Regions from separate parts of the Homo sapiens genome. Here region 1 is linked to region 2. The links are chromatin loops, found by intact Hi-C in ENCODE. Cell type or tissue: left ventricle myocardium inferior. All regions are shown on one strand. Links, peaks and the distances in the headings refer to the core of each region. The heading gives the core; the rest is flanking DNA. Region 1 has its middle 16 kb from the start of SUPT20H. Region 2 has its middle 7.6 kb from the start of POSTN.

Region 1 (16,587 bases), core at 5,062-10,061, 530 kb before region 2:
CTCCTTTGATATATAACTTTTAAAAAATGCCTGTTACCAATTCTACAACCCTGGAATGTCTTTCTTAAGGAGGGCCATCTCCTTGAAATGTAATAATCAAGGAAGATAGAGCCCGTGTCTCCAGTTTCTGTAGGAGGGCAGTAACCAACTTGAGAGGGTGCTTAGCTCCAAGTTATAACAGTACCTCCTATCACGAAGATACAGTAAAGTTTGTGTTTTCTTTAGGTAAGGACAGTTAACACAGATGGCCTACTACCCCCTACTCCAGCTCTTAAAACCTCTCCTGCTAAACTTCTGTACATCAGTAGAGTGAAAAGGCAACCAACAGAATGAGACAAATATATTACAAATAACATATTTGATATATGTATAAATAAAGAATATGTAAAGAATGTCTACAGCTCAACAACAGAAAAACCAAATAACCCAATTTAAGAATGGGAAAATAATTTGAATAGACATTTCTCCAAAGAAGAGGTACAAATGGCCAATAAGCACATGAACAGGTGCTTAGCCTCACTCATCATTAGGGAAGTGAAAATCAAAACTACAATGAAATACCACTTCATATTCATTAGGATAATTATCAGAAGAACAGAAAATAACAAGTGTCGTCAAGAATGTGGAGAAATCTGGATATTTGTACCTTGCTAGTGAGAATATAAAATTGTGTAGCTGCTGTAGAAAACCGTGTGGTTGTTCTTCAGAAAGTTCAACACAGAATTACCATGTGATCCAGCAATTCTACTTCTAGGTATATACTCAAAGGAATTGAAAGCTGGGACTTGAACAGATATTTGCACACCAACATTTATAGTAGCTTTATTCACAATAGCCAAAAGGTGGAAACACTCCAAATGCCCACCGACAGATAAATGTATCAATAAAATGTGGTTAATACATGCAATGGAGTATTAGCCTGAAAAAGGAATGGAATTCTGATACATGCTACATTATGGATGAACCTTGAAAACAGGCTAAGTAAAATAAGCCAGAAACAAAAGCACAAATATTACATGATTCCACTTATATGAGGTATCTAGACTAGTCAAATTCATGAGACACAAAAAGATGAATGGTTTACTAGGGGATATGGGAAGGAGGAATTGGAAGTTATTATTTAATGGACATAGAGTTTCTATTTAGGGTGATGGAAAAGTTCTAGAAATGGATAGTGGTGATGTTTGTACAACACTGTGAATATACTCAGTACCACTAAATTGTACATTGAAAAATTGCTAAAATGGGAAATTTTATCTTATGTATATTTACCATAACACAAATATTAAAAAAAAAAAACCCAAACCCAATTATCTTCCCCTTTGTTTCAGTGGAGTTGAGTTCATGCTATATTCTGGTCTCTCTCACCTATTGCAATAGCCTTAAAGTAAGTCTTCCTTGACTATGTAACTTTGTCCAGGCCAATTTTTGCTTAGACAGTGTGCATTTCTGGCATTGCATTGAACATACTGTGAATTGTGTTCAGCTACTTGAGCACACATCTGCTTCTTTGTAAGCTTTTAAGCCTTTTGAGGTCAGGAAGCATTTTGTAGTCATATTTTTATCATCCAGGATGGATGACCAGGTGTCCTTACAAATTAGGACCCAAAAAATTCTGAAACAAAATTATTTCTATTTTATATACAGAGTTTGCTTGTATATAAGTGACATCTTGTGGCACCAAATGGAATAGTCAGTACTGTATTAATGTTTTCTTTGAACAAATAATGCTCTTTTTAGAGATCCAGATCCTACATATCTATTTTAAAGCTTGCCTAAAATAAGCATTGTTACAGTCAGAGGGCAACCAGTTAGTGGTATTTCTTAATTATGGTTTCGTCCACTTGGGTAGACCCTACCAGGGACAATTTGTGGCTGGATCAGGTCTGGTAACTTATTGATTGTGGCAGCGGGTGGTCCGGAGAGGCCACTGCCACCCCACCGGCTGCAGTGGGGAGGTGCGAGGGGTGGCAGCAGGAACGGCTGTGGGAGCAGCAGTGGCGGTGGTGGGTCCCCTGTGCCCCACGTCCCGGAAGCAACCTCCTGTGCTGCCCCCAAACTCATGCAGCCAGGTGGGACCCGACCCTAGGCCCGGAGCTTTCATCACTCGGGACTCTGGCCCCACACTGCTGCTCTCACCCACGCACTGCTGCTGTGGGGAGGGCGTGGGGAGGAGGCGGAGCTGGGCCCGGGGCTGTGCCACGCTTCACGCTTCACGGAACCAGCGGGAGCCAAGGACAAGCAGGAGCCGCCCCGCAGCCCCTTGGGGGCCGCCGCTATGAGGCCAGGCCAAGTCGCCCAGCCCAGAGGGGGAGTGATGGAGCCACGCGATTGGGCACAGAGGAGTGGGCAGAGAGGCACCCAGCAAGGACCTGGAGCCCCCGCCCCAGGCTGTGAGGAGGCATGGCCCGGGCTGCCTGCACATTCCACAGAGCAGGCAGGAGCCCCACCTTCCCAGGTGCAGGACCCAGGCCGTCTGTGGGATCTGTACCCTTGAGGTCAGGAAGGCCCCCCTGTCCCCACAGGCTCGGGGAAGCCTGCTCCTGCCTGGCCTCTCCCTGTTCCCTGCACTGCTTTGATCTTGGAGCTGGGTTGGGGCCAAGCTCAGGGCAGTGCTGACACGCCAGCCCCCTGCTGCCTAGACCCCCTCCGGACTTTGGGCACTGAGGAGTACAGGGGAAGCCGAGGGGTGGCTGAGAGCAGCTTGGTGCTGGCCTACAGGTGCCCCTTGACTCGAGCATTCTGGGCTCCATGGACAGCTGCAGGAGGCAGACAGGCTGTTAAGAGGGTAGAAGGGGGCAGGTCCCTGGTTAGGCCAGGGAAGGCCTGAAGGCTTGGGGCTGACTGCCCATCCAGTTGATAGGAGTGGGAGGTGGTGGCTTTTCTGGCCACCCGCCATGGCCTCTCATAGACCAATCAGCGGGCACTTCTGAGGCCATAAAAGCCCAGGACTCAGCCAGAGCTGAACAGATGACGGGATGACCAGCTGCAGAGAGGAGCTACCCTCTCTGCTGGTAGCTGGACCATGGGAGGAACAGCTGCAGAGAGGAGCCACTCTCCCTGCCAAGAGTGAACACTTGTTGGGACGACTTGCCTGCAGAGAGGAGCTACCAGCTCTCAGTTAGGAGCTGAACACTTGACGGGACATCCTGGCTGAGGAAAGGAGCTGCCCCTTGTGGGAGACTGAGCTGTTCTATCGCTCAATAAAGCTCTTCATCATCTTGCTCACCCTTCACTTGCATGCGTACCTCATTCTTCCTGGTCACAAGACAAGAACTTGGGACCCACTAAATGGCAAGGCTAAGAGAACTGTAATACAAACAGGGCTGAAACATGCCCCTTGCTCCCCACGTTACAGGCAGAGAGAAGGAGAGCTGTGGCCCTTTGGGGAGTCTAGACCTGGGAGCTCCCTGAGCCAGGGCTGTGACTCCTTCTTTGAGGCCCTGTGGTTCCTGGCATCTCCAAGCTTCCAGGCACCACTGCTTTCCCTGGTGCCAGCCAGGGAAGCTCCTTGTGGTGCGCCCTGTCCAGCTGCAGCCTCACTGAGAGCCGGCGCCTATGCTGGCATCTGGAGCTGCCCGCCCCATGGCAGCAGCTGCATGTCTGACTGCGCAGTGGCCAGACCCCGTGCTCACACACACAACTCTTGCTGCTCCATGCTTGACTCACTGTCTCCCTTGGAGGTGTGGGATCCAGGCCAGTAGCATGAGCTGAGTACAGCCTGCTAGGCCAAGTGGGCAGAACGAGCCCAGTGGGCTGAGCAAAACTTGGGCAAGGCCTCCACCAGCCACAGGTTTCCAGCCAGGAGAAGGACACCTCAAAGATCCCATAACATTACCAAACTTGAAAGAGATTTCCCTAATCAAAATTATTAATTTATTGATAATTAGCAGAAAGATAATAGCTGAATCCAAGGAAAAGAAGAAGGTGGGTAGGCTATAAAGGCAAGAGAGCCCTTATATAATAAAGGCAACAGAACTTACAAAGATGCCTGATAAATGTCAGGTGCATTGCTAATTCCCTTGTTTCGACAAGGGAAGATTTGGGGCTTGAAAAAATACCTGGAGTTGCTGGTGTTTTAGTGAATATTCAATTTATTAAAATTATGAGTTTATAAATTTAGATTTCTTAAGACTTTAATCTCAAAATGCTAATTTTATTATAAATTCAGAAACTTATTTCAATTAAAAAGTCTCTTTTTCTTAACACCTCAGGGGATTCTTAAGTGCCCTGGAGTGTGAGAATCATTGTTCTGTAATGTATAATAATTTTCAGCCTTTTTTTTTTAAATAAGTAAGGTTTCTAAATTCCAATTAATGAATCTCTATTGACTTGTTTTCTCAGTGAGGCTGTCAAAGGGAAGCTTGATAGCTTTGGCATGAAATTCCATAGCATGTGTGGTTCTCATTGACATATGCTAAACCTGTTTCCTCCAGCCAGCAGTGGTTTCAGGGGAGTGTGTCTGACTTTTTCCTGAGGGTGACCCTGATAAAGAAAGAGAGAAAAAGAAAAGAATAATAAAGCAGGCATTGAAAGCAGAGAAACGTAGTGGTCCCCACTGTAGAATTTGATTCATTTCTTGCCCCTTTCTTCCTTTATCCAGGCAAACTTATTGAACAGGCATTCGTATAACTGGGCCACTGCCTGCAGAACATCGCCAGGATTTGCTCTGATTCACGTTTGCATCTATTAAAACATAACCTTTGGCACATTAAAAACTAAGAGTTTATTTGAGCAGACTGTGACCATGAAACAGGCAGGGAATGGCTAGGGGCTCACACAGAAATAGAGGCTCCTGGAAGAGGTTGAAGGAAAAACTTTTATAAGGTGAATGTGAAAGCAAAGAAATTATTTGTCTGGTTAAAGTTTGAGCAATTGCCTTATTTGGACTATTTCAGTGAAAGATTCAAGACAATATAAATAATGCCCAATTGGCCATTTGTGATTTGCTGAGATAAAGTTTAAAATTCCGTTAGGTTTCAGTTTGCTTATGTAGGAATCCAGGGTGTCAGAGCCACTTCAGTCTAATGGCCTCCCATTTAGTTATTTTAACACATCTCTAATGCCTACTCCAATCTTGGTGCTCAATATTCATTCATTAATAACTATTTCCTGAGAGCCTCTAATATACTAGGTATGCTTCTAACTGCTGGGAACATTAGCAGTGTCCAAAGGGATAAACATGTAGGCCCTCAGAGAGATACTTCCTAGAGGGAGAAATGAATAAATGAGAACACATAGTACATTATGTGTCTGTGTCCTTCAGGAAAAGGCCGCCAGCCACACACCTGTGGTTGAATAACTAGGGTTTGTTATTTTTTGCAGAGAGGGACAACAGTCACCATAGGGACTCATAGGGGGCTCAGAAAAAGAATGTAATCTATTATAGGATTTGGGCTTTAGCTGGCAACTTGGGGCAGGTTCTCAAAGAGTAGAGCTTTGCTCTGGATTTAAAGTTGTCAGGAAGTAGGGGAAATTCTGATTTGGTATCTTAATAAATCTTATGTGTAGAGAGGACAGACTAGATTGAGGCTAAAGTTGTACTTGGTAAAGAAGCAGCAGTCATTAATTTTAGCCAAAAGAAAAGAGGTGTTTGGTAATTTGTGGGTTGCACAGTGGCCTTGTTTTTATCTCACTTTATCAAAATCTGAGAGTGTCCTTGTCTGTTGTTGATGGTCTATGAAATTGTTTATGTACAGCAGGAGAATGGGGCCAAGCTGTGAGCATCAGGCCAATTGCCTGATGGCAGGGGCTTTCTCTTTATCAGATGATAATAAGTGCCATGAAGAAGAAAAAGAAAGCAGGGAAAGGCATATAGGGAGTGCTGGATGGAGAGAGGCAGGAATGATGTCGACTTAAAAACAGTTAGTGAAGGCTAATTAACCTGTAAGCAAAAAAAATCTGAAGGAGGTGAGAGAGGGGTCAACAAGTGAAACGATGGGGAGAGCAGCAGGAGAGATGGGAGAAACCACATTCAGAAACAGTGAGGAGACCAGTGGGTTCAACAGTGAGTTAACAAAGGTGAAATAAATACTTCTAAGGACTTCACGAACAGCTGCCGATGCCCAGATGTCTGGTTGCCCAAGGTGTTATCTGAGACTGAAGAAACAGACTTTCCCCCTTCATTCCCTGAAACTCCCACTCCCTTACCCTTTGGCTGCATAAAAACTCCCTGCTTCTGCTTCTTCCTTTTTTTTTGAGATAGAGTTTCACTCTTTTGCCTAGGCTGGAGTGAAGTGCTCTGGGCTCACTGCAACCTCTGCCCCCCAGGTTCAAGCGATTCTCCTGCCTCAGCCTCCTGAGTAGCTGGGATTACAGCTGCCCGCCACCACACCTGGCTAATTTTTGTATTTTTAGTAGAGATGGGGTTTTGCCATGTTGGCCAGGCTGGTCTCGAACTCCTGACCTCAAGTGATCCACCTGCCTTGGCATCCCAACATGCTGGGATTACAGGCGTGAGCCACTGCGCCCAGCCCCCGCTTCTTTTGTTAAGATGGATTTGAAAAATCTTGCTCTCCTGCCTTCTTGCTTTGGCCATATCAAATCTTCCTCTATCTCTGAGCACCTGTGTGTCAGTATTTGGCGTCAACTGCACGTCGGGTACACGAGCCTGAATTTGGGGTTTTATGACACTCTGATGATGTCCTATCTCATTAAAAGTCCTATCATCCCCTAATTATCCCACACCCCCACTGCCTTTCTGAGCTCATTTCCTCTGTGTCCCTCATTCACTCCACACTGGCCTCTTTTCCTGTTCCTAAAAACAGGGCCTTTGCATCTGTAATTTTTAAAATTCCAGTCATAAATAGTTCACTATATATATCTAAGAGATAATTTTAAGAAGCAATCATATTATATCATACCTTAAAAGTGAACTATAGTTCTGTCGTATCATATAATATCCAGTCAGTTTGCATTTCCCTATTTTTCACGATTTAAAAAAACTGTTCAAATCAGCATCAAAACAAGGTCCACAGATAGCATTAGCTTAATATGATACTTTTAATCTATAAGTATCTTAGGACACTTTAAATCTATAACAATAAAACTTTTAATTGTTTTCATCTATAATAATTTTCTCTTCTAGCACATTTCTTATGTTCTTTTGTGCAGTAGAACTTTCCACATTCTAGATTAGTGGTGTCTAACATGTTTACCTGCCTTTTTATTTCCTCTAAACTGCTTGTTGGACCTAGACACTAGATAAGATTCTGGACTGATTTTTGTTTTTTGCAGAAATATTTCATAGGTGGAACTGGATTTTGCCTATTGCATTATATTAGGAAGGTTATAATGTTGGGCTCTTTTCTTTTTTTGTGCCATTACGATTGTTCAGTAGGTTGAGGTATTTAATTAATTCAGTTTAGCCACTAGAGGTCAGGGCTTGATTTAAAAATAAATACTGTACTAAACTTGATGAAAGATCTAGACAACTTTTGATCTGTAAAGGAGTAGAAAATTCTTTATTATTAATGAGATGTCATTACTAGGAATTTCTGCCTAAAACTTTTTTGGTTCTTAAATATACAAATGTTCATTGCTTTAAAGGTCAAATACAGTTTTTCCAAAATAGTTTTTCCATCGTTAGCCATTATCAATACTCTAAATTTCTGTTTCCTAGATTTAAATACTACTGTATCCCAGGCATTTAAGTCAGTTTATAAGCTGCTTTAACTATATACAATACCCTAGTTAAAATGGTAAAATAGGAAAGCTAGGACAGTGAGAAAAATACTGGTTAAACCAAACATGGAAAAAAGGACTGAGCAGCCAAGGAGAGGAGGAAGTCAGGTGAATTCACAAAACTGTAGTTGCAGCAGGAGGCAAGCAATGCTTCTTATCTGGGACTGTCTTCAGGCCCATCTCCCACAGCTGTATCCAGAGCTTTGTGTGAAACATACCTCGGTCTTGGCTGATCAGCGCTGTGAGTCCAAAGGTGTTCTTCAATTTAACCATATTGAGAAGTTTGAGTAGGGATGATAGTCAAGGTAGATGTGTGTTTTTCTTGTTTTGCAGAAGTGGGACAAATTTAACTTAGTGATGTAACTCTTATGGTAAATTACTGGCCAAAAACCTAATGCTAAAACTATAGATGAGTACAATTATAGTGACAATACACACATTTTTAGAATCTTATCTTTTCTTCAGTTATAATCTTAGAAGTGTAGAAAAACCTGAACTAAACTCAGATAATCGGTGGTTTAGATTCTGACCCTGTCTTACTGAGGCATCTTGTAACATGACCACTTTGAGCTTCTGTTTAGATGCATGTAAAATGGGACCAACAAAACCTAGAGCTTCCAGGGAGGTTGCAAGGATTGGGTTTTCTCCTTATCTCATCGGCTGCTTCTATTTAGTCTCCCTTGCTGGGTCCTGTGCATAGTCCCAACCTCATTTTGCTTTTATTGCTGAATAATATTCCATTGTACAGATATATCGTATTTTATATACTCATCAGTGGACAGACTTTGGTTTGTTTTCATTTTTTTGGTTATTTTAATTAATGCTTTTATGAACATTTATGTACAAGTTTTTGTGTGCACAGGTTTTCACTTGTCTTGGGTATATACCTGGGAGTGAGATTGCTAGATCACATGATAACCCTATGTTTAGCCTTTGGAAGAAATGGCAGGCCGTTTTCCAAAGAGGCTGCACCATTTTATATTCCCACTAGCAATGAATGAAGTGGTTTCAATTCCTTCATATCCTGCCAATATTTGTTGTTATGTATCTTTTTGTATTATAGCCATCCTAGTAGTTGTGAAGTGCTATCTCATTGTGGTTTTGGTTCACATTTCCTTGACAGCTAATGATGTTGAGCATCTTTTCATGTGCTTATTGGCCACTTGTATATCTTTGCAGAATTATCTATTCAGATCTATTGCCCATTTTAAAACTGGATAATTTGTCTTTCTAGTGTTGAGTTGTAAGAGTTTTCTCTTCTGGATACCATCCCTTATCAGATATGTGATTTGTAAATATTTTCACTCATTTTGAGGGTTGCGTTTTTATTTTCTTAATAGTCATTTGAAACATAAAAATGTTTAATTTTGATGATGTTGAGTTCATTTATTTTTTTCTTTTGTTACTTGTACTTTCAGTGTCATACCTAAGAAACTGTTGCCTAATACAAGGTCATGAAGATGTACATTTAATTTTTTTCTAAGAGTTTTAAAGCTGGCACCTCCAGCTTTTGTCTTGGAAAGTACTGATAAGATCTTCAGATTTAGGTGAACTATCACATGACTCCCACAACCTCTTGGTGTGCAGATAAATGTTTAACAACCAATTTTCTGAAAAAAAGTGTATGTGTGTCTGGGTGTACATAAGTTATTACAGATTTTACTGCTTAAAAGGAAGTGTAGCATGCAATTTACAAATAATAATAAAATGTACTCTGAATTGCAAGTATCATATGTCACTTATCGCAAATGCTTTCATTGATTTTTGCTAAATTCTTGTATCCATAGCCAACCTATAGTTGCCATTCAACCATGACTTGACAAATTGAGTTACATCCCAATCCAATTAGTCTTTCTCCCAACAAACTTATTGTCACTAAATTCAATATATGATCTACTGTTAAATGATTTCTCACCCTATATAAATTATATTTATTAAATTGAAATATTTTTCAATTTCTGATTTATAGTGTTTGCCAATTTCCATGGTATAAATACTCTCATCGTGATTGATTTCAAGCTATTAGCATGACATTGCTGAACACAGAACTGGGAAGAAATGCACAGTGGCACCCCAGTATATAGTATTTGCACCATAAAGATACAATAGAAATAAATAACCTCAAAAGCAAAGATAATAGAAAATGTAATAAAGTAATATAGCAATAAAGTAAGAAAAATGTAAGAAATTATGTAACACAGTAAACCCTTGGTATCCATGGTATCCCTTGGTGTTTGTGGGGGATTGGTTTCAGGAACGTGATGGTGTCAAAATCTGTAGATGCTCAAGTCCCTTATATAAAATAGCATGGTATTTGCATGTAACCTACACACATCCTGTTGTGTACTTTAAATCATCTCTAGAGTACTTATAATACCTAGTATAATGTAAATGTTATGTAAATAGTTATACTATATTATTTTTATTTATATTATTTCCTATTGTTGTATTGATATTTTTAATGATTTTTTCTTTCTAATATTTTGAATCTTTGGTTGGTTGAGTCCATGGATGCAGAACTCACAGACAGAGAGAGCTTACCACATTTAGGTAGTGATGTTATTTATTTTTTGAGACGGAGTCTCACTCTGTCACCCAGTCTGGAGAGCAGTGGCGTGATCTCGGTTCACTGCAACCTCCACCTCCTGGGTTCGAGCGATTCTCCTGCCTCAGTCTCCCAAGTAGCTGGGATTACAGGCATGCACCAACACGACTAACTTTTTAAAATTTTAGTAGAGACAGGGTTTTACGATGTTGGCCAGGCTTGTCTCGAACTCCTGGCCTCAAGTTATCTGCCCGCCTCGGCCTCCCAAGGCTCTGGGATTACAGGCATGAGCCATGGTGCCCGGCCAGTGATGAGTTTTAAATATTTGTTGCCTTTATTTTAACATAATTTAATGAATTATAAGTTTGTATAATTTAATTTTTGATAATGGCTATGTTTAACAACTGCATTGTAAAATTTTTGAAAATTTATTTATTTATTTATTTATTTATTTTTGAGAGAGAGTCTCACTCTGTCGCCTAGGCTGGAGTGCAATGTCATGATCTCGGCTCACTGCAACCTCTGCCTCCTAGGTTCAGGTAATTCTCCTGCCTTAGCCTCCCAAGTAGCTGGGATTATAGATGCCCGCCACGACGGCCAGCCAATTTTTGTATTTTAGTAGAGACGGGGTTTCACTGTGTTGGCCGGGCTGGTCTCGAACTCCTGACCTCAAGTAATCTGCCCCCTTCAGCCTCCCAAAGTGCTGGGATTAAAGGTGTGAGCCACCGTGCCAGGCCTGAAAATTTATTAATAGCAGCAAGCTCTCAAAAGCCTATAAAAGCCAATTCCAGCACACCACTAATTCGCCGCCTCCTCCTGCCCTAAATATACCATGCCCATCTTGATAACAAATGATGTAGAAAAGATTTTTGCATTTGATGTTACCTGTTTTGGTGTTGTATCATCTGTGTTTTGGGGCCTTTGTGTGGATACCTCTGCTTCTGGGTCTATCTCAGCCTCTAAGAATCTTAAAGAGGGTAGAGAAAATATAAGCCTTACCAGTAATTTCTGTTTCCACCTTCAGTATTTATTGGCTATCCATAGGCTATGGCAGTGTTCTCATACTTTATCACTACTACAAAGCATCAGAGATTTCACTAAAATGCAGATTCTTAGGGCTCATATTTCAAAACTCTCATTGTATAGACATAGATTGGGGGAAGAAATTTGTAAGAAGCCCAGAAATTTATAAGATGCCGACACAGGTGGTTTTTATGCTTTGAGAAAGCAGCATCAGATTAAGAGATTCTAATGTTCAATAAGTAGAAAAAAATCAATTACAGAGTTTATAAATTAATTGGATAACTAATTCCATTCAATCCATGAATTTATTCACTTATTGAATATGATAAAAACCATATTACATTTTAAAAAGTATGGCTCTTGGAGTCATGGAGTCACATTCAATTTAATTCAAATCCCTGCTTGTAAATATCAAATGATATTTATGTTTTTATCTTCTATCTGTCTATCTATCTACCTATCCGTCCATCTATCCATCTATCTGTGTTGAATGAATAAAATTAAAATAAAACATGGCCCATGTTTTCAAGAAGCTTCCAGTCTAGTGAGGAAGTAGAAAACAAATTAATGGTCCCAGTTCAGTATGATTATATTGTGTGTAGAAGCTATGTCAGCAGTGTAGAGAGAATCTAAATCAGACAGAGAGGTAGGGAGGGTAAGGGAGAACTCAGAGAGGCGATACTTAACTTTGATTCTTAAGGCCATATGGTGTTAACTGTAGGAAAAATGATTGAAGGTTATTTTAATGAGAAGAAATTAAATATATGCGAGTGGGAGGCTTGAAGATGCAGTGTAGTTGGCCCTCCGTATCTGTGGGTTCCACATGTGCGAATTCAATCAACCATGGATTGAAAATATTTGGAAAAAAACTCACCCCAAATAACAATAAAACAATAAAAATAATACAAATAAAATAATATGTACAGTATAACAACTATTTACAAGGCATTTACATTGTATTAGGTATTATCAGTACTCTAGTGATGGATTAAAGCATTTGAGAGGATGTACAAGGGTTATATGCGAATACTATGCTATTTTATACAAGGGACTTGAGCATCCATGGATTTTGGTATCCTTGGGGTTCCTGGAACCAATGGACACCAAGGGACGACCAAACTCTAAAAAGCTTAGCAGACATGCCTGAGGGGTAAGGCAGTTCTGCTAAATATTCAGACAAATAAAAACAAAATCAAACAAACACATATTTGGTTAAACCTGTATCCAAGTACAATGGAAGCCATTCTGATTCATATTTTTTTCTTCTTTTTTTTAGATGGAGTCTCACTCTGTCACCCAGGCTACAGTGCAGTGGTGCGATCTCGGCTCACTTCAACCTCCGCCTGCTGGGTTCAAGTGATTCTCCTGCCTTAGCCTCCCGAGTAGCTGGGATTACAGGCATGTACCACCATGCCTGGCTAATTTTTGTATTTTTAGTAGAGACGGGGTTTCACCATGTTAGTCAGGCTTTTCTCGAACTCCTGACCTCAAGTGATCCGCCTGCCTCAGCCTCCCAAAGTGCTGGGATTACAGGAGTGAGCCAATGCACCTGGCCTATATTTTCTTAACTAAATTCGCCATTCAAGTGTTTCTGGCAGGTGAACTAGGTCCCTCTTCTTCCGCAACCAAAAAAGGTATGATAGAAATGATCTATCTTACTTTCAAATTAATTTTTAAATTTAAAATTTGAATATCCTTAGTAGGTAGCAAGTTCTTTGAGGTCACTGATATATTTTATTTCTTTTCATATTATCAGTCCAGCTCAGTGACATGCCTTGTTCAAATGCTCACAAAGGAAAATGTTAGTGATTCTGAATAGAGAGATTTAGAGATTTCTTACAGTATGCAAGTACATGGTTCACAAGAAGAGTGCTTCGAGAAGAAAATTATCTGAACTTTTAAAATTATGATCTGAGTTAGGATACACCAGAGTTAATAAAGAAATATGGAATAAGAACTGACAGAAACTGGAAATGCTGACCTCCTCATAGTAGGAAACGAAAAGACAATAAATTGATACTTTGAGATAAAGTAGATTCATTTTAGCTTATGGTAAACAATATTTCCTTTACATTTTTTGAAGTAGGGAGTAAATACCATGCTACATGAGCAGATTTCTAGGTCCCTAGAGCAACAATCTATGAACATTTACAATGGGGTAGGAAAAAAATGCAGAACTTCCAACCATATGACTTGGATTTGAATTTCATCTTCAGTATTTGCCAGCTGTTTGGCCTTGCTTATTTTCAGTCTGTCTTTTGTCACTTGTGAAAGAGAAATTGTCATCGTCATTGTCGTCATCATCACCATCAGTTTCCTCACAGGGTGATTAGAAAGAGCAAATAAGATAATGTATGGGATGGTACTTTGTAAATAGTGAAATTCTCAGGAAATATGTTGTTGTTGTTGGTTGTTGGTTCTGTAAGGAATCCATCGTTCTGAGATCTTCTCTTCTCTGACTTAAATTCACATTCTATTCCCACAGGTGAGTTTCAGCCAGGGCAAGATCTAAGATGGTTCTCCCAGATCAGGACCTGGGAAACAGGTGTGACTGACTAATCCTAGGCAGTAATTCAGGAGGCCAGGATAGGACCAAAGCTACCCAAGTGTATCTAACTCTTGGGAAAATAATGAAATGAGCCTGAGGCAGGAGGTGTGGAGACAGTACAGGAGTTGTAAAGGCTGGGAAGAAAATAACATTTCTGGAGCTGATTTCTACTGCTATAAAGGACCAGGGAGGGCACAAAGCTGCCCCAAGTTTCCTTTAAATATCATGGTTTCTGGAGCTGGAGTGATACAGGTTGCTAGATGTCCTAACTTAGGAAAGCAGCTCTGCTCCCAATATCTTCTTTGCTATATCTTGATAATGGGCAGATGGCCCAATAGTAAGTAATTTTTTGGTTGAAAAAACAATTTTGTTTTAAAATAAAAACAGCTTCTGGAATATTTAAGGTTGGGAGATACCAAATCAATGACACTTCAGTGTGTGCTCATTTGATAAGGTTTTTTTTTTTTCCCATTCTGCCATATTCTTAGTTACCAGAAAGCAAAAGTCGATAGATATTTTATCTTTCAGGTAACTTTTTCACAGAAAAACTCAAAATTTTAGAGATAGTTCATATTGTTAGTGGCTATATGAAATTTACAAAACAATGGAGTTTTAAATTTTAATATTTGCATAATTAGTTTAAAGTAGTATTAAATATCATGTCTATTAATTTTATTTTTTATAATTTATTCACCCGACAACTACTTAGACGCACTATTTTGAACCAGCAATTATGTTGTAGCCCAAGGATGAAAAGTGGGGCTTCTGTCTTGATGGATCAACTATGATATAATTCCACATTTGATAGAATGGGTCTCTCTATAAAGGGTAATGTGAACAAAGGAGAAGACATTTACCTTGGAAAGTATGAGAAGGTCGTCTCTCTGAGCACATGAAAATCAGAAACGTGCCTTAGGAAAGATGGGGACTCATGGGTCTTTCATGGGTCATGCATTAAAAATATATACAAAGTCTGTTAAGAAGAAGGTTAGGGGAGATTAGCTGCTAGATAACAAGATTATCTTAAAATTGAAAGAGATTTGAGCATGTTTGTATTCTGCCAGGAGCAAAAGAGATTCCATATACCAGAAAAGAAAATCTTTGCTATCATTTAATAGGGTCCCTGAGTATGTTAGAGGGAAGGGATTAAAAAGAGTAAACCAAAGTGGGAAGTAAAATAGCCTGCAAGGAGTCCTTGCAGTGACTGATGGATAAACACCCTGGCGTGTTTGTATTTGAAATGGGGAATATATTGAGCACCTGGAATTTAGTTAATCCTGTTTCCCAAAGCAGTAACGATCGCCTTATTAGCACAGAAACCAAGAAAGCCAAACAAAGACAGACTGCCAACACTGAGCCTGAATCGAGTCTTCTTTTGCATCAGAGACACAGAGCTAAAGTTGTCTGTATTGGAATTTAAGCAACATATCTTTCCCCTTTAATCGTCTCATACATAGAGACTGTTAATATGAATATGATACACCTAAATTGGAAGTTATAAAATACTGTATGATGAATTTTGTAACAAGAGAGGAGTTAATGTGGCGAATAAAAAGAACTTCGTGGCTCATGCCTGTAATCTCTGCACTTTGAGAGGCCGAGGAAGGGGGCATCACCTGAGGTCAGGAGTTCGAGACCAGCCTGGTCTACGTGGTGAAACCCCATCTATACTAAAAATACAAAAAATAGCCAGGCATGGTGGCGGGCGCCTGTAATCCTAGCTACTCAGGAGGCTGAGGCAGGAGAATCGCTTGAACCTGGGAGGCAGAGGTTGCAGTGAGCCAAGTTTGTGCCATTGCACTCCAGCTTGGGCCACAAGAGCAAAACTCTGTCTCAAAAAAAAAGCAAAAACCAAACCCAAACCCCAAACAACAACAACAAAAGAACTTTGTAAGAGTAAAAAGTTGTTGGATGCCAGAATGTTTTATCAAAAGGGGTTGTAGGATTTTCTTGGTTTAAGAGCTTTAAACTTACAATATAGATACACTTAAGATAACATTTCATAACAACCTCTGGCTTTGCACATGTGATTAGTCTAATTTACTTTTTTTTTGAGATGGAGTCTCACTCTGTCGCCAGGCTGTGGAGTGCAGTGGCACGATCTCAGCTCACTGCAACCTCTGTCTCCTGGGTTCAAGGGATTATCCTACATCAGCCTCCCAAGTAGCTGGGATTACAGGTGCCCCCCACCATGCCCAGGTAATTTTTGTGTTTTTAGTAGAGACGGGGTTTCACCATGTTGGCTAGGCTGGTCTTGAATTTCTGACCTCAGGTGATCCACCTGCCTCGGCCTTCCAAATTGCTGGGATTACAGGCATGAGCCACCACGCTGGGCTGCCTAATTTACTTTCTATGACCCAACTCAATCATTACTTTCTCTAAGAAGTCTTTCCTTATTCATCCATGAAGAAGATTTGACCATTTCTTCCTTTGTGTCTTCACTATCTCCTTTATGTCATACTATCACAGCACATACATTTTAGGACAATTCTTTATTTCTGTACCTGTTTCCCTTTACCGGATTACAGTTCTCTATGGGCAAGAACTATTTTTTATTAATCAGTTGCTTTTCAAGTTTCCAGTTCAGCACCTGCAAAAAGTAGACAATCAATATAAATAACCCCCCTACCTCTTTGATACTAGCTAAATTGGTCACCTTTCTTCTAGGAACTCACCATAAGCCTTCCTATTTTTTATGTTTATGTCATTTCTCTTATTTTGGAGCACACTTTTCTGTGTTTGTGTAAGTCTTGTGCATGTTTCCAGGTCCAGTGCAAGCTCCTCTTCC
Region 2 (14,468 bases), core at 835-5,834:
TCAGAACTGAAAGATTATTATTATTATTATTTTTACCAGAAAACAAAGGTAGATGCGAGTCTGACAATCACAAGGGGGTAAAGGCTGTTGATTAAAAACAAACTCTGGATAGATTTAAAACTTGTGTAAGATATGAAATAAGAATTCTAACTTGCTGAAGAACCATGTAGGAGAGTCCATATTTTCCTTGCTATCGTACAAAAAGGAGAGCTACCTCTCATTTCCTTTCTTTTTCAAATATCAAGGAACATATAGAGTTAACATAAATCTACTCTGACAAATTTCTCTAAGGTTTGAAATGAAGCAGAAAGGAAAAACATTTGTGCTTTATTGTTTTTCATGACACACTTTATGTGATGTTGAACATGTCTATGCAGCACATCTACTGATAACCACTGGTGAAAAGCAGCCAATATTGGAAGCAAGTGTTACGAATCTAGAGATAACTAGAACAATTAAATACATATTAGGAAACATGGACATTGCCAAAATGATTCTTCTGATTTTATCAAGAATAACTAAAGCCTTTCAATGTTACACTATGCAATCCCTAGCCAAAGGAATGTGCGTTCTTACTACTCCATGCATATGTCAAATGTTCAGAAAACTTTGGATAAAAGAAATCTGAATATCAGAGGGAAACAATGAGCTGAAATGGTAACCACAATCAGCTTCCTTGAATAAACAAGCTGCACACCATCCTAAAGTGTAATTCCAATCCATTTTGCTACAAGATGCTCCCTCTGTAATGTCATATCCATGTTCTTTTCCCACTGGTGAGGTAGAGAGATTTTGTCAGAATTCTCCTTGTTGTTCTATTGGGAAGGCTTTAGGGGAACTGGACTGAACTAGAGAGGATTCTGAGTATCCTGAGTTATGCTTAAACTCACTATGGGATATTAAAATATTCTACAACTTGCTGCTTAGTTTATTAAGAAAGCACACAGTGAAACCACAAATGCTGAAATATGATCGAGAGGCCATTTCAATATGAAAATCTTGGGATTAAGTTATAGAAAATGAAGGGGCAATTCAAAAGAAGAGCTGGAGAGGAGATAGCATAAAAGTTAAATTATATTCTGACCCTGGTCCTTTGTGGAAGGAAGAGTTTAGTCTATCATTTACATTTCTCTGAATGGAATCATTCTGACTTTATGAAGTCATCTTTTGCTTTATATTATAGCTTTCTATTACTCTTATGTTGTGCAAATGGCAGGTGGTCAGTAACTGCTTATTGATTAGGACGGATAAACTATCAATATTATTAAATTAGCTGTTAGGACATTCCTGGTTAAATGGATATATAAAAGTCTTCAACTCTAGACCAGTTAGACATTATAATATAGATTACACTGCTACTAATGCCACACTTTTCATCTTTAGACTGATGTAACTACTTACAGACCTTTTTGTAATGAAGCTGATATCTGCTCAAATCCAATAGGGTTTGACTGGAGGTGAAGGATGAGGTACTCAGAGAAAGAGATATAGACTTGTGTAATAAGTATCAAGGGTAAAAAAATATATATTTTTAAATACAGTCCGGAATGATAACTGATAGACCTGATTGTGAATACAAGGAGTGAAGGAAGAATCAAAATTTCCTGCCATGTTGCCTGCTTTCTTAATATTGCCTGGAACGAATTAAAATTTTATTGATTATTTTCAAGAACAATTTTAACCTAGTCGTTCTTTGCAACCAGTTTTATGCACTAGTATTAATGGCTTCCATTCATCGTGGCTCTTGCAGTTGTCTAAATTGACAAATAATTACATGAAATGAGTAGTGAAGATGGAAATGCAGTCATATTTCAAAAGATTACTTCTCCCTTCTGACAGGTGAGATTAATTTATGCTTTTTTGTGGAAAGCATGATATATGCTCATACAATTAAAAGAGAGGTCTTAAATCTTTCTTTTCACACTTCAAATAATAGAGACCATAAGTCTATCCATCCTGAGCATTATTTCTGGAACTTGTGTAAGTCCCATGAAAATCAACAAATAGCAGCCCTCAGTATTTAAAGTTAGGATTAGTAATGACATCACGAAAGATCTTGACAATGCAAGCCAGGTGTGCATACAAACTACCTGCAAATTTAGATGTTGGGGAATATCCCAAGAGAAGGAAAAAATTAGGGTAAACATAAAAAGATTATAGCACTGGAACTTAAAAAGCTAAGGCCAGGCCAGAAGTGTGATATTATATGCCTAATAGTGGGAGGAAGTCTCAGCAAGTTTTCGGTAGGATAAGGGAAGGAAACAGTTGTAAGAAAGATAATGGAAGAAAGAGTAGTCCAAGTTTTAGAGAAGATATTGAGAATCTTGCAAGGAACATAATTCTTCCCTTTCTGAGCACTCATCAAGGGTCAAATTTTCTCTCTCTCTTCCCTGCCCCCCACCGTCTCTCTTCACACAGGACCCTTATTCTTCTGCATCAGAAAAAGACAGTGACCCTGGGGTTGTCCATGTAATTTTCCTGGGAGATGGGAGGAAAATTGAAATGATGATAATTAAGTCTGACTTTCAGGGTTGCAAAATGTGACCCAGAAATATAAGTCATTCATGAAAACTAAATGGTTTACTATGTAACTGAAGAAAAATAATGTGACTGAAAGAGAGGATCATTTGTTTCTAGCTGTCGGGATGCTAATGTATTGTCAGTTTGCAAATTATCTAGTGGATCTTTGTAACAAGACTTGTAGCCTCTGGAGACTATGAACTCATTGTAATATCATGCTTACTGCCGCCAGCATGTAACTAACCTTAAACTTGCCCTATACTGTCTAAGATTGGACATAGACTGTGGATTCAACAAACCTGGATACTCAAGCCAAGTGCAGATTTTTTAAAAGTAAAAATTTCCTTGGTTTTGCATGATCCAGAGTAGCTATTTGTGCCAAATTATTTCTAAGCCCCTGCTTTTTAACATATAGGTTACAGGATCGTGAAAACATTTCTTGAGCATCACTTTGCTTTCTTTCTGGCCTATTTGCAATCTACATGTAGTTTGCAACTTACTTGTAAAACATAATAAGGTCTTGAAGTTAGTGCCCCACTTTCCTGGGGGTAGCACTTCCATGTCCAACTATCTTGTCTAGTGAGGTTCCCAGGCTTCCTGGACAGCTAGGTTAACAGCTCTATAAATTGAAGTTCTGGCAAAGACCCAGTGATCTTTGTTTCTTTTGAGCTAGGGAAAATGTTTTCTTAAAATGACTAGGTTAGGCTGAACTAAGCCTACAGGAGCAGGAATTCAAATTAAACAAAAGTTAGATTTCATGGTTTTTTTCCCTTTTTAAACTATGCATACAGCCCAAATAAAATTGAACATCAATGAACAACTTGAAGAGGCCAAAGAAGAAATATATAGGCTCAGATATTTGTGGCTGGACACATTGTATAGTCTACAAGAACTGTAGGCACTCTCACGCCATCCTTTTGACATAATACTTCAACGGATTTCCTCTGTATATTCCATAAATCTTCATCTTCTGGCCAACATTTCTAAAATAATGAAATCATATTCAGAGAAAGAGATGATTAACTGCAGTGCAAAGTAGACATGAGGTGATGTTTCTTTAATGTTAACTCATTTAGCAGCAAGACAAAAGGCTTTCTGAAATAAATGCGAGTAGTATGCCATCTTTCCGGTATAACTTTAAGCTCTCACATCATTTAAAAGCCTATCAAGTGTCAGGTCCACTCTCATATTAAATAGTCAATCCTTGTAACTATTTAATCCTAATTGAACTGGGTACTTTTGCAATTTTAAAACTGGGTGCTTATTAACAGTATCTTTATTAGCAGTATTTACTTGCATTTCTCTGGAGACATCTAGTGGAGAAAGTATAGTATACAATGTTTCTAGAAGCACAGATACCATATTTTGATTAAATTAATAATCAATATAAAACTTACATAAAAATCTTAGGCATTTTACCTGTGTTTCAAAATGCCAGTCAACTGAAGATTCATGATGCACTCTTACATAAAATATTCTACAGCCAATACATATTGGCCACAATAAGCGATGCCAAATCTGGATAAAAGTTGAAAAATCTAGTCCCGTTTTTTTGTGTATGTGGCCGAGACATAAATAGCTTCATTTTTTTTTAATCTGGGTTTCTGTGGTTTTTTTCTACACTGACATAAAAGAGTGACATGTGGTTAGAAATTATGACTGAATTTTTCTACTTCAAACAAATGATTGGAAATAATCACTTCTGCAGTCTGATTTCATTCTTTGGTTCCTTCTCACATTTATACACCCCTTACTTCTGACCCCCTGATACTGTTGACATGGCTTGCATCTTCTCTCTCATTTGGTTCTGGATGATTTTGTTTGAGATGTAATTAAGACCCTACTCATCATCTGTCTCCTGCCCACAAATAACTTTTAATATTCTTCCAGATTAGACTGTAAGATGAAGGGATGGATAATTGCTGCAATTAAAAGAACTCTGTAGCCATCTATCTTTCATAGTGCTAAAATTTCAACATCCCATCTGGAGCATTTGGTCTGCTGAAAGAATGGACTAAATTATGGTAACTCCATAATTTGTAATCAACCATTTATCACTTTCCTTGGATCCTTTCCCTCTGAAATAGAAATACTCTCAGGTCCCATGCTTAGACCTGCATTTCTCCACTGATATATCCTCTCTGCTGATTTGTCTATGTCCGACACTGTCCTCAAAATCCCTTTGTCTATTTCCAGTGTTTTTAGTACAGGGTCTATATATGCTTCCTCTCTACGTCTGAAAAGCTTTTCAGATTTCTTCCTAGGAAAAGTGCCAACCAAAGTTGAGTTATTCCTCATTTTTCAATCATAATCTTCCAGCTATTCTCAGACACATTGAATATATTTTGATCTAAAATAACTTTTGTTGCTTCACTTCACCAGATAATGATATTATGTGATGAATTTCCAATTGCAGAAATCGAATAGTTACAAAATTTCTTCTTCTTGTTATCCCCATATTTCTTCTTCTTGTTCTCTCCATATATCATGAGGGTTTCTGCTTTCCTCTCTAAGAGGCATGCATCTGATGAAGGTTTTTATTCACTTCTGTTGTCCTATATGCAAAACAATCTTGGGATACTCTGTTAGTGCTGTGGGGAAAAATGGAAAAGACCTGCTCTTCTTTTTATGCTAACAAATGTGCAACACTCTTTATATCTTTATTATTGTTCCCAAGGACACATACTTGTAGAGAAAGTGGAATTAGATAAGTTAAAGTGGAATTATATGAGTTACAGGATTTCAGGCCATGTGGGACCTGAACAGGGGTTTGGATGTCATAGCTTCTCAGTACATAATGAACAACAAAAAGAGTGATATCATTAGAGAAAGTTAAAGGGTAGAGGTTGGGGTGGCGGGTGGAAAAGAAACTATTTCATTGGACACAGAAACTAATTCTTTGTTTCTTTTTCAGAAAAAAAGGTCTGTGGTAATGATGGAAGCTTTGGGCTTTAAATGGAAAAAGAATCTTTGATTTTTCCAGTCTGCTTTTAGGTTTCATAGGAACACATGCACCCAGAAGTGCATTTTTACCTTTAGCAAATTATTTTCACTTTAAGTAAAACAAACACAAGTATGCAGGCGTTAGGTGAATAAAAACAAGAGCAGCATATTCATTATAATGGCTTAAATGCATACTAGCACTGTTTGAAATTCATATACAAAGTACAGTGTGCGAAGGAAATCATTTGCTTGGATGTGAGTTGATAGTTCCGCTAAAATGAGAAACTGACTTCATATCCAAACAGTATAAAACCATAGAGGTGGTGAATTAATAATTCTTCAGCAAGATAGATTATTTGGGGAACCTCAATTTAGAAACAGATTTGTCAATTTTTCAGTTGCATTTAAACATCTATCAAGATGTGTTTTCACCATGTGGCAGATAATCTTTTATAGTTTTTTTTTCCTCTACCCTTACAAGATTATTACACAGGGGATAATTGAGATGAATAAATCATTTGCCCAAGTTGACCCACATTTTACACATGTCAGCTTTGACAAAGCAGAAAGGAAGGTAGGGAAACTCAGTTAATTTCCCTGGATGTTCCAGTTATCTATTGCTACCTGATACATCACTCCAAACTTAGTGCCATAAAGTAGCAACCAACTTGATACGCTTCAAGTATCAGTTGATCAAAGATTCAGATAGTGCCGAATGGGAATAACTTGCAAGTTAGCCATACCATTCCACGATGTCTGTGGCTTAAGCTGGGAAGACTGGAATAGCTGGGGTGATTTCAATAACTGCCAGTGGTCAATTAGGACCCCTTGCAGTGCAAGATCCACTGCCAAGATGGCTTATTCAGTCACGTGTCCCCAGATTGACAAGGATGTTTGAAAGGCTGAGCTCTACTGGGATTCTCAGCCAGAGCACCTACATGTGGCTTCTTCAACACAGTGGCCTCAGAGGAGTTAGACATATGACAGCTCAGTGATCCAGCAAACAAAGCAGAATATGCATGGTCTTTTATGAGCTGATGTCAGAGTACCCACGGCCATCATCTTCTGCCACATATGCTAATGGTTGAAGCCACCAAAAATGAACGCAAAAAGGTGAAGAGAGCATATAGACTCTCACTTGATGACAGGAGACTCAAAATATTTGTGTCCCATACACCCTCCCAAGACTAAACCAGGAAGAAGTCGAATCCCTGAATAGACCAATCATAAGTTCTGAAATTGAGGCAGTAATTAATAGCCTAACAATCAAATAAAGCCCAGGACCAGGCGGATTCACAGCCTAATTCTACCAGAGGTACAAAGAAGAGCTGGTACCATTCCTTCTGAAACTATTCCAAGCAATAGAAAAAGAGGGCCTCCTCCCTAACCATTTTATGAGACCAGCATCATCCTGATACCAAAACTTGGCAGAAACGCAACAAAAAAAGAAAATTTCAGGAGTATCCCTGATGATCGATGTGAAAATCCTCAATAAAATACCGGCAAACCGAATCCAGCAGCACATTAAAAAGCTTATCCATTATGACCAAGTTGGCTTCACCCCTTGGGTGTAAGGCTGGTTCAAAATATGCAAATCAATAAATGTAATCCATCACATAAACAGAACCAATGACAAAAACCACATGATTATCTCAATAGATGCAGAAGAGGCCTTCGATAAAATTCAACACCTCTTCATTCTAAAAACACTCAATAAACTAGGTATTGATGGGACATATCTCAAAATAATGAGAGCTGTTTATGACAAACCCACAGCCAATATCATATTGAATGGGCAAAAGTTGGAAGCATTCCCTTTGAAAACAGGCACAAGACAAGGATACCCTCTCTCTTCACTCCTATTCAACATAGTATTGGAAGTTGTGGCCAGGACAATGAGGCAAGAGAAAGAAATAAAGGTATTCAAATAGGAAGAGAGGAAGTCAAATTATCTCTATTTGCAGGTGACATGACTGTATATTTAGAAAACCCCATCGTCTCAGCCCAAAAACTCCTCAAGCTGATAAGCAACTTCAGCAAAGTCTCAGGATACAAAATCAATGTGAAAAAATCACAAGCATTTCTATACACCAATAATAGACAAACAGAGAGCCAAATCATGAACAAACTCCCATTCACAATTGCTACAAACAGAATAAAATACCCAGGAATACAACTTACAAGGAATGTGAAGGACCTCTTCAAGGAGAACTACGAAACACTGCTCAAGGAAATAAGAGAGGACACAAACAAATTGAAAAACATTCCATGCTCATGGATAGGAAGAATCAATATTGTGAATATGGCCATACCGCCCAAAGTAATTTCTAGATTCAATGCTATCTCCATCAAGCTACCATTGACTTTCTTCACAGAATTAGAAAGAAACTACCTTAAATTTCATATGGAACCAAAAAAGAGCCTGTATAGCCAAGACAATCCTAAGCAAAAAAGAACAAAGCTGGAAGCATCACGCTACCTGACTTCAAACTATACTACAAGGCTACAGTAACCAAAACAGCATAGCAATTGTACCAAAACAGACATATAGACCAATGGAACAGAACAGAGACCTCAGAAATAACAGCACACATTTACATCCACCTGATCTTTGACAAACCTGACAAAAACAAGCAATGGGGAAAGGATTCCCTATTTAATAAATGGTGTTGGGAAAAACTGGCTAGCCATATGCAGAAAACAGAAACTGGAACCTTCCTTACACCTTATACAAAAATTAACTCAAGATGGATTAAAGACTTAAATGTAAGACCTAAAGTCATAAAAACCATGGAAGAAAACCTAGGCAATACCATTCAGGACATAGATATGGGCAAAGACCTCATGACTAAAGCACCAAAAGCAATGGCAACAAAAGCCAAAATTGACAAATGGGATCTAATTAAACTAAAGAGCTTCTGCACAGCAAAAGAAACTATCATCAGAGTGAACAGGCAACCTACAGAATGGGAAAAAAGTTTTGCCATCTATCCATCTGACAAAGGGCTAATATTTAGAACCTACAAGGAACTTAAACAAATTAACAAGAAAAAAACAAACAACCCCATCAAAAAGTGGGTGAAGGATATGAACAGACACTTTTCAAAAGAAGACATTTATGCGGCCAACAAACATATGAAAAAAAGCCCATCATCACTGCTCATTAGAGAAACGCAAATCAAAACCACAATGAGATACCATCTCAGGCCAGTTAGAATGGCGATTGTTAAAAAGTCAGGAAACAACAGGTGCTGGAGAGGATGTGGAGACATAGGAACGCTTTTACACTTTTGGTGGGAGTGTAAATTAGTTCAACCATTGTGGAAGACAGTGTGGAAATTCCTCAAAGATCTAGAACTAGAAATAGCATTTGACCCAGCCATCCCATTACTGGGTATATACTCAAAGGATTATAAATCATTCTACTATAAAGACACATGCACACATATGTTTATTGCAGCACTATTCACAATAGCAAAGACTTGGAACCAACCCAAATGCCCATCAATATTAGACTGAATAAAGGAAATGTGGCACATATGCACCATGGAATACTATGCAGCCATAAAAAGAAAAAGTTCGTGTCTTTTGCAGGGACATGGATGAAGCTGGACGCCATCATTCTCAGCAAACTTACACAGGAGCAGAAAACCAAACACCGCATGTTCTCATTCATAAGTGGAAGTTGAACAATAAGAACATATGGGCACAGGGAGGGGAACATCACACACTGGGCCCTGTCGGGGGTTGAGGGGCAAGGGGAGGGATAATATTAGGAGAAATACCTAATGTAGATGATGGGTTGATGGGTGCAGCAAACCACCACAGCACATGTATACCTATGTAACAAACCTGCATGTTCTGCGCGTGTGTCCCAGAACTTAAAGTGTAATAAGAAAAATAAAAAAAATTGTGTCCATTGGGAAATGGTGTTCAAACCCCAAGACTCCTGGTAGACCTAGAAATGCTTACAGAGTTCTCTAACCTGTGGTTAAACTAGATCATGTATGTGAAAGTACTGTGAAATATGCCAACTGCTATACATCAAATGGTTACCTTATTTATATTTTATTTTTAGAAAATCATCAGAAAATCACCCTGCTGATGGTGTTCCATCTTTCTGTATTCCTGGATTACATTTCCCTTTGGGATTTTGTGTTCAATTAAATACAGGGTAAAATATCTATCTACCAAGGCAGGACATTCTTTGAGCTCTTAGAGAAGAAAGGACTTTTAGTAATAAAGAAAATTTAGAAAATATTAGAAAATAATTTAGAAAAACTGGATGATTTTAGCATTTAGTAATATGAAGTATCACATTGCAGATTTAAATGTCTGACCTCTAGTGGTTGCAACTTCTTTTTGCAACTGTGAACTCAAAATATTGTGATTGATAATGTTTAAGTTAATTGTCAGTTAAACTATTTAAGAAAAGGGATAAGTAATATTTATAAACGCCACTTACCATTTGTGTGCTTTCCATTCCTTCTAGTAGATCCAGATTTCTTGGTATCATTTTGCTCAGCTTGAAGAATTTCCTTTTGCATTTCTTACAAAGAGAGTTTCTAGTGACACATTTTCTCAGCTTTTACTTATTTTTGTTTCATCTAATTTTTAGAAGAATATTTTCTATTCAAGAAAATTCTAGGTTGACTTTTTCTTGTTGGCAGTTATTATAAGTTTTTTTCTTTTATTTTCTGGATTGCAATGTTTCTGATAAAAGTTGACTCTCTTGTCATTTTCCTCTGAATACAATGTATCTTTATTCCTATGGATTTCTTTTCCATCTCTGGTTTGGGCAGTTTGTCTGTGGTGTGCTGAGATATGGATCTCTTCATATTTATCTTGATTGGGACTTGTGGAGATTCTTGGAACTATTACATAAACTGATGTCATGAAAATTACAAATACATTTCCCTGGCTTCAAACCTTGGGGCTTTTGTACTCTGTAATTTCTCAGAGAAAAATAATAGTGATACTACAATGGCATTTACAGGCTTTTCAAGGCCCTGACAGGGTGTGTACAGGTCAAGGAATTTACAGAGATGTGACTTTTTCTTGTGAAATGGGTATTCATGTAAAAGCGGCTGGAGATTGTTTTTTAAGTTTCAGGTGATTTAAAACCAGAGCCAGTTGTGAAAGCAATTTGAGGGACTAAACTAAGAGTCGACTTTCAATTTGAATATCAACCACACTCAAAAAGACATAGGGACCCAGTTTTCTTTGTTTTGATCTAAATCGCCATGGGGAAAAAAAAAAGGAAAAGAACTTCATTCCCTGGTCTTACAAAAACCAAAACTAGAGCACTCACTTTAAGTCTGAGGGCTGGGAAAATTAACCATGACACCAAGTATACTAATTTAATTTGTCCATGTCCATGCCCTGATGTGGAACTCAAAAAGGCCATTGACAATCAGAAAAATCAAACAGCCTAAACTAGAGAAAATTTGATATGAAAAGATGGAGTAAATAATTAATTACATAGGAATTATCACTAATAAATTCTGTTGTGTACATGTCAGTGGCTCTTCCAACATCTATAATAACTACTGATAAGTAAAAGAGTCAACCTAGAATTTTTCTTGAATAGAAAAGATTCTTCTAAAAATTAGATGAAGCAAAAATAAATAAAAACTGAGAGAATGCATCATTAGTGACTAACGGAAATTCTTCAGACTCAGCAAAATGACAACAGGAAATCTGGACTTACTAGTAAGAGTGGAAAGCACAGAAATGGTAAATAGTAGGTTTTTTTGTTTTTTATTTTGTTTGTTTTTTGTTTTTTGAGATGGAGTCTTGCTCTGTCGCCCAGGCTGGAGTGCAGTGGTGCAATCTTGGCTCACTGCAACCTCTGCCTCCTGTGTTCAAGCAATTCCCCTGCCTCAGCCTCCTGAGTAGCTGGGACTATAGGCACGCGTCACAACACCTGGCTAATTTTTTTGTATTTTAGTAGAGACGGGGTTTCACCATGTTGGCCAGGATGGTCTTGATCTCCTGACCTCGTGATCTGCCCGCCTCAGCCTCCTAAAGTGCTGGGATTATAGGCATGTGGCACCGTGCTCGGCCTCTCCTGTGATTTATTTTCAAAATCCTTCCATTTTAAATTCTGGAACAACTATTTATTTACTTATTTCATGGTAAAAAGTATTAGTTTTAAATAATCACCTTCTACTTTGAAAATAATTATGAACAGTTTTCCATACCTGAAACCTTGGTTCTCTCCTGAGAAAACCACGTCTCCATGTAGCCCTGACTTGTGGTTGTGGTTTACTGTCCAGATTCCATGTATCTGGAGAGCAAGAGGGGAGGATGGAAGCTGAATCTTTTTATACTTTCAGTATGCCTTTCCCAAAGTGCTGGGATTACAGGTGAGAGCCACCACACCCATCTAATAGTAGGTGTTTATAAAATACTGCTTATTCCTTTTCTTAAACAGTTTCAAAGACAAACCACCATTAATCACAATATTTAGAATTGATGACTATAAGTAAAAGTAAAATTACAGACATCACAAATGATGTAGGATTAATGGATGTTTACTATTGATTAAACTTAATAATTGTAGGGACTTTATACTTACATAGGGAAGAAAATGTTTTTTACCATCATCCAGCTAATTTGGACTCTAATGTATTGTTATAGGAATTGTCTACATCACTGGTTGTCAAATCTAACTGCACATTAGGATGGTCGGAAAGAGCTTTTAAAAATACAGATAGCCATGCAAGGCCATCAATCAAGAAAAAAATCAGTACTTCCCCAGGAAACAAAAACCAGACAGGACTTGGAACCATTGGTTTAGGTAATCATGACAAAAAGTGTATCAGTTGGAGTTTGTTGTTTCTTTTCACTTATTTCTATTCATTTCTCCAAACAAATGCTTTCAGCTACTGTTTTTTTTTTAGCACGTAAAAATCTCCGGAGGAGATAAAATATTTAGAACTCAAGATAAAGACTGTGTTTTTAAAGGTTAATTCAAAATGAAGCAATTAGATTAGATTATTCTTAGGATCTTTTTTTTTTTCAATTCAAGCAGTGTTTTCTAATTTCACACAACTGAAACGTATGAAAGTGAGATGGACAATGTTTGGAGTTAGCCTATGGAATGGTGTTCCTCCAAGTCATCAAATCTACAGCATAGAAAGGGTAAAAGCCTGGGTTGAAAAATTCCTACTGAGTAGATTCTCAGAGACCAGCAGAGACACTCTTCTTCATCCTTCTAACATCTTCCAACTACTTGATGATGGCTGAAATTCCACTCTATGGAAGACATTATTTTAAAGAATTTCATCTGTTAAGGTACACCTTTCCTGAAAAGTAGTAGTAACTCTTTAATCTGTCATCAGCTGTTTATTTTTTAAGGTTAAAATGAGTTTATGGTCCTCCTGTCTGAGATCAGATTCTGCTAGAAAAAGCTACGGAAAACCCTGAGCAAACTTGTTTTAAAGTTTGTACCATGGGGTCTTTCCCTTAGCAAAGATTATTTTATCCTTAATTCTCTTCTTTCATTTTTCTCTATGATCTTTCTATCTGATCATTCTTTCACAGATACTTATACATTCCCATTAACGTTTAAAGGGAAGTTTGGATCTTAGCAAAAGTAAAAAGACTTAAAAAAATTAACAATTAAAGACATGAGGCCAAGAGAGAGACAGTGCTGTATATTTTAAAGAGGCTGTTACTTTGGCAATCAGACGGCTTGGGCTGAACCCTGAACTTTCCAGTCATCAGCTGTGAGATCATTGGGAAATAGCTTGACTTCCCCTTGCCTCAATTTCCTTAGCTGAATAATCAGCTAACAATATCTGTCCGTTCAATTCCTCAGACATGTTTTAAGACTTATTTATGAAGGAGGAGAGAGGTTTTAAGTAAATGTCCAAATGGAATAAATCTCATATCTTGTCAAAGTTGACAGAACTGAGTATCACTATAGAAATTACAAAATTTGTATTGATTTATGTCAAGTTAGGCCTTTAAAAGTCACTAAGCAATACCCACTTTTCAGTCTTTATAGGAATAATGATTGACCTCAAGAAACTGTTGTACGATAACACCAAAAATAACAGTGCTAACACCCAGAGTTATTTTTTGTTGAAGATGGAGTGGGCTGTGTGCAAAACTGTGTTTTAAACTACAAAGCGGAGAGAGGAAGGAAATATAAAGTTATAGGATTAAGACACCTCTGTGGGGAGAAAACCATGTAGAGGTACCTGCTCAAACTATTCAGAAAATGAACTCTGGGGAGATAATGGAACTTCTCTAAATTAAAATGAAAAAGGACATATCTAAAATATTACTCAAATGTATAAGGATGATATACAATAACTTTCCATATATCAAACTCTTGGCCTCAAATGATCCACCTGCCTTGGCCTCCTATAGTGCTGGGATTACAGGTGTGAGCCATTATACCTGGCCTTAAATTGAACTTTCAAAATCCCTTTTTAGTATTTTCTCTAGAAAGGTGCAAGATCTTTTGTTGTTATTTTTGTTTTTTGATTGTTTATGTTTGGCTGCCAGAAGACACAGAAAGTTGCTACCGACAAAAGTAAAGAGCATCTTACAGAGTTTCAGTTCTGCTGATATGTCCTGAAAAAGCAACTATGGCTTTGTACCCTTATTACCATGTACAAATGCACTGTCCAAAAAGGAGTTTTGGATTCTTTTGCATAGTGACTTCAAGGGTAAACCTTTACATAACTTCATTATGAGGTTGCGCGAAATTATAGCTTAGGGTTTCTGCTTATAGTCTTTGCACATCTTATCTATATGCTACTGGGGCTTATAGAGAGAAAAGTAATCCTATGACTATGTCAAGATCAGTGTTGCTATTCCTGTTGGGGATCATGTTACCATAGTAATATATTCCCTGAGGCTTAGAAAAGACTTATTTTGCTTAAGTGCTATTTTTATTTTATTCAAAATGAAGTAGAGATAAAATCATAAAAAGGTTTTTCTGTTGCCCTTAGATTTAATGCCGATTTCAAGCAGAAGGATAAAGAGTA

The links. Peaks named below come from ENCODE experiments on the same cell type or tissue, not always from the same donor. Only the 100,000 strongest peaks of a DNase experiment are listed, where the experiment ranks them.
Region 1: a loop joins it to region 2, with 4 times the contacts of the local background. A loop is called at or near these places in 53 of 110 quality-filtered maps.

The regions. Positions count from the first base shown.
Region 1 is chr13:37,067,526-37,084,112 of GRCh38, forward strand. No RefSeq gene overlaps it. Among named protein-coding and RNA genes, the nearest start is that of SUPT20H, 16 kb to the left of the region's middle. In left ventricle myocardium inferior, for the core only: a CTCF peak has its summit at 7,367 (motif pointing right); no DNase peak of the experiment used is centred there.
Region 2 is chr13:37,599,148-37,613,615 of GRCh38, forward strand. No RefSeq gene overlaps it. Among named protein-coding and RNA genes, the nearest start is that of POSTN, 7.6 kb to the left of the region's middle. In left ventricle myocardium inferior, for the core only: a CTCF peak has its summit at 3,848 (motif pointing left); no DNase peak of the experiment used is centred there.